2 separate regions of the Homo sapiens genome follow, and region 2 is linked to region 1. The links are chromatin loops, found by intact Hi-C in ENCODE. Cell type or tissue: endothelial cell of umbilical vein. All regions are shown on one strand.

What was found. A loop is a pair of places that touch in the nucleus more often than their neighbours do. Peaks named below come from ENCODE experiments on the same cell type or tissue, not always from the same donor. Only the 100,000 strongest peaks of a DNase experiment are listed, where the experiment ranks them.
Region 2: it touches region 1 in a loop (4-fold over the local background); 4 of 110 quality-filtered maps call a loop at or near these places.

The regions. Positions count from the first base shown.
Region 1 is chr9:77,587,296-77,589,795 of GRCh38, reverse strand. All of the region lies in intron 1 of GNA14 (G protein subunit alpha 14), which reads left to right. Among named protein-coding and RNA genes, the nearest start is that of GNA14, 60 kb to the left of the region's middle. RefSeq lists an enhancer at 1,406-2,311. In endothelial cell of umbilical vein, no CTCF peak of the experiment used is centred here; a DNase peak (open chromatin) is centred at 1,325; H3K27ac peaks cover 2,173 bases.
Region 2 is chr9:77,750,426-77,752,925 of GRCh38, reverse strand. All of the region lies in intron 5 of GNAQ (G protein subunit alpha q), which reads left to right. Among named protein-coding and RNA genes, the nearest start is that of GNA14, 100 kb to the right of the region's middle. In endothelial cell of umbilical vein, a CTCF peak has its summit at 1,286 (motif pointing right); DNase peaks (open chromatin) are centred at 1,285 and 2,345; H3K27ac peaks cover 1,299 bases.

The sequences.
Region 1 (2,500 bases):
TTGGTATGGAAGGCAGTGACTCTGGATGGTCATAATTAAAATCCAGTGTTGCCATCCAAATGACAATGTGCTTTTGCAGGCAACTCTGGCTATCATGGTTGCTTTAGGCAACCTGCGGTTTACCCACTGTGTACTGACTACAGGCCATAGCCCGAGGGTGGAGGAAAAAGGCAATATCCAGCTACTCTCAGAGGTTTCTCCACCCTGGATGAGCAAACAACCCTCTCCCCTTTCAACAAACACAGTACCTGTAAAGACAGGGCTGACTCATACGATGGCTTTTGAGAATGAAATATAAGTGATATCTGAACCCTAAGGTGATATATTAAACAAAGAGTGTTCTCCGCTCTTCCAGGAACCATGACTTCCAAAAACAAACAAACAAAAAAACAAAACAAAAAAAGAAAACCGAGCTCACTCCATTTTGCATGAATAAAATTTCTAGGTCAAAGTCAAAGGAATTGGTAACACTGACAGTTTGGTTGACGCAGAAAGTCAAATAGCTTCCTCCTTAAGAGGCTCTGGGAAATGAAGTGGCCTGGCCCATCAGAGCTAGAAATGACCCTGCAAGTGAGCATTTATTTCCTTGTCAGGCCAGTTTGGCTTGCAAGAAATGCACCTGTGAAAACCAATGCCAGGTTTTGGTAAACTGGTCCTAAAAGTTACTGAGCTATAATAGATTCCTGGGGCATACAAAAGTGCTGTGATTCCAAGTTTGATTTTTAAAAATACATTGAAGGGTCTGTATGAAATGGAATATAAATAAAGATGGCTTTGAATGCTAATGTCTAAAGCAAACAAACAGTTCTTTTTAGCTGTGCTGGCCCATGGCTTTTAAAAATGTGGCTAGCATGTGAACCCCCAATGTGTCCCAGGCACTTTTAGACAGTGGCAAAAGCAGGTTCCTTCTTTTGAAGAATTTTCTGCGACTGCATGTGTTCAGAGCAACACAGTAAGCACCCAGTATATATTTGTGGAACAGAGAAAGCTGTTAATTCTCTCTGGGAACATCAGAAGGACTTCCTGGGGCTAAGGTGACCTCTGACTCAGATTCAGGTTTGACAGTAGGAGAGTGTCACCTGACAAAGAAGGGGGATTAGCAACTTTTATGCTATGTGTGCTAACCTGCCTTCTAACTTAGATTTTTATATGAAATATATTTTCCTGCTTCCTTGCTCCTCTCTGTTCAGTCTTATCCCTGCTTCTATATCCTCTGATTAAAGGCTTTAAACTTTCCTTCTCTTCTCACCCCGTGACTCATTCAGCTGTCAGACACTTCCTAAGCATCTGCTCTCCAGGCTTCCTTGCTCCTGGGGAAAGCATTGTGCTAAATGTGAAATTCCTGCAGATTTCCTTAGTCATTCTCCATCAGGATCAAGAAATCACCAAGTCCTGCTTGTTACTTTCACATTCTTCATTCAAAATACAGTGCTGAAAAACAGGAAGTATTTTATCAATTAATGTTCTGTGGTTGCAAGCAACAGACACTGGCTAACTGAAGGAAGAAAAGGAGTTCACTGAAGGGGTGTCAGGGTGTGGTGGATGGAGTGATAGCCCCCCAAAGATGTCCCCCTCTGAATCCCTGAAAACTGTGAATATGTTACTTGACATGGCAAAAGGGACTTTGCAGATGGGATTAGGATCTTGAAATCGGGAGAGTGTTCTTGACTATTCAGGTAGAACCAATGTAATACAAGGGTCCTTATAATAAGGGATGCAGGAGGGCCAGAGTCAGAGAAGACGATGTGATGACTGAAGCAGACATCACTGAGACAGGAATTTGAAGTCACTGCTGGCTTTGAAGATAGAGGAAGGGGCCAAAGCCAAGGAAGGCAGATGGCCTTTAGTAGCCAGAAAAAGGCATGGAATGAAGCCTCCCTTAGAGCCTCCAGAAGGAACAGAGCCCTCCAACCCCTAGGTTTTAGGATTTTTGAAATCCAGAACTATGAGAGAATAAATTCGTGTGTGTATACGTGTGCTTGTGTGCATGTGTTTCAATTGCAGTGAAATTCACTGAATAAAAGCAACCATTTTAAAGCAAACAATTCAGCGGCATTTAGTACATTCACAGTACTATGCAAACACTCTATCTAGGACCAAAACATTTTCATCAGCCCAGAAAGAAACTCCATACATACTAGGCATTCGCTCCCCATCCCTTTGTCCCACCTCCCCCAGATAACCACCAATCTGTGTTCTTTCATACTACGGATATTTCATAGAAATCCAATCTTATGTGACTTTTGCGTCTTCTGGCTTCTTTTGCTTGGCAAATATTTTAAAGTTCACCCATGTTGTAGCATGTGCCAGTACCTCATTCCTTTTATGGCTGAATAATATTCCATTGTATATAAATACCACAATAACTTTAGCTATTCATCAACTGATAGATATTTGGGCTGTTTCTACATTTTGGCTATTGTGAATAGTGCTGCTATGAACATGTGAGTATAGATACTAATATGAGTTCCTGCTTTCAGTATTGGGGGTATATATGCTT
Region 2 (2,500 bases), 160 kb before region 1:
TTTAGTAGAGACAGGATTTCACCATGTTAGCCAGCATGGCCTCAATCTCCTGACTTCATGATCTGCCTGCCTTGGCCTCCCAGAGTGCTGGGATTGAAGCCAACTAAATCTTTATCCAAAAGAATGCTAATTTTGAAATTGCTCCAAATTTAAAGTCACTTGGGGAGAAATAAGATAAAATTTACATGCAGAATAACATCTGTAGAAACCCAGTGACTTTGCACACATACTTCAGTGTTGAGGTGTAATAACAGACACAGGCATTTCCATCTAAGAACACAAGGAGACAAAAGAGCCTTGGAATGAAGGTTGAGAAAACCGAGTTCTAGTCTTGGCTTCACCAGAAATAACTTTGTGGGTTTGGGAGCAAGTTACTTAACCTCTGCAGGTTGCAGTTAGATCAGCTGTAAAAAGAGGAGATTGGATGTGAATGAACTCCATATTCCCTTCTAGCTTCATTTCTGAGTCCTTGAGGGGAAGTGTGAAGCACACATTCAGTACCTACTCTACCTCCCGGTGCAAGTTATTGCAGCACGTGAACAAGACACTTTTTAGTCAGTATAGACTCAGATAGAGTAGTCACTTCCTAATAAGGATCTAAATGAAACATTAGAACTCATCTTAACCTTTTTCAGCTTTTCAAGTTTTCACATTTCTGTAATACTTTGGAATACTCCTGCCATTTTTACCGAGGTACATTAACTGCAGTTTTGCCTAGAGACCTCTCTACACCATGTTTATTTTGTTTTATTATCTGTTTGACAATTCAACTGCAAACAGAAATACTTGTCAGAGTGATTAACTTAAAGTGACTACAGGTTTTAAAAAATGAATTTTTCCTTCCCACTGCGTGCATACTGAGATAAAGTTGTTTTGTCATCCAATTCCAAGGGAAGCATTTACAAGCACTCTTTGATAGATGAGTCTATCACACAGCCTGAACATGAGCACTGTGTACCTCAACCATCATTTTTCAGGACAGTGGCACCTCATTTTAGATTCAGTTTCGCATTTCCCTTGGCAGGGCCACTGTTCCTGTGTTCCTGTTAGAAGTTAGAATTAATATAGTAACTTCACTTCAGTGACCTGTTTTTTTCGTTTGTTTTTTTTGTTTGTTTGTTTGTTTGTTTGTTTTTTGGAGGTCTGTCTGTTCCTTGCCTCGTTTCCTAGTTGTCCTAGCAACAGCCATCAAATTGAAATTACAGGAAGTGGAAGGTCTTATTACTAAGGAGAATAAAGAGCTGTTGACTGAGTTACAGATTCTAATTTTTGGTATCCACATGGGGGCAGCATTGCTTTAAGTGAGGTTGTAGCTCTTTCCACGTCTCTGTCCATCCCCAGCCCACCTACCCACCCCATTATAAAATTTCTGTCCGCTTCTAGGCTAACCGCACTTATTCATGTCTTTTCTCTACTGGGCTTTCTGAAGTACACTCAACTATCTTAAGAGATTGCATATGAATTTATTACGTGAAAATTACAGCATCTGCTTTTCATTTTACTGGTTACATGCCATGTATATAGAGTTAGTTTCAATACAGGAGTGTTTCAGGCCCATGTATTCAATTAGGGAAACCACCCAACCCATTCTAGGATATTTTTATTCTTTTTAGCAATACTTTCAGAGAAAATATGAAATTCTTCCAGATCTTAGCAAGGCAAGACCACAAAGCAGGTTTGGCAAAATCTTCCAAAAATCAAGGCATTAGGCAGTGGTTTGAGGGAAAAGGCAGGCCATTACTAATTTCCCATGCCTGGAATAATATTGAAAGCAGATGCCTGATAGCTCTTGTAATCACCTTTAATTGCTAAATGGGATTCACTGACTTAACATGATGGATGCTATTTAGTCTATAAAGCGGGGAAAGATTTGTAAAGGAATACACCAAAAGGGAAAAACTTGAAAAGGCCAAGCAGTGCTGGGTCTCCACTTATTAGACTCATGAGTTGGTATGTATTTACAGCACTGTACAGTAGCACCATCTTCACAGGTTAGATAAATGCCTATTTTCACTGTTGTTCAAAATGTTCATTTTAACCAACAAAAATTTATTGATCACCTGCCACAGCAAGGTGTTGTTTGGGTGTTGGGGGAGTGTATAGAAATAAGTATGATACAGAGTTGAGCTCCAAGAAGCTCAGTCAGTCAGGGTTGGTATAATATTTACATGACCAATTACAAAGAAAAGCCCAGGGAGGTTAATATAGCAAGTGTTCTTAACAAGCCATACGTGATTTCAGGGGAGGGAGGGATTTTTTTTTCCAGCTTGATGACTGGGAAGACTTCAAGAAAGAGTTAGAAATAAAGGTAATAAAACAAAAAATATGTAAGCATATTCAGGAAGTTTGAGCTGTGCCATTTGGCTGGAATGGAGGTTATGAGGTCGACTTCTGTATACCATCTTGAAAATGACTTTCACTGACTCATAAATTTTCTAAATTACATAATGATGATAACATGATCATTACTAGTGGGATTATATTATCACAAAAACCTCTT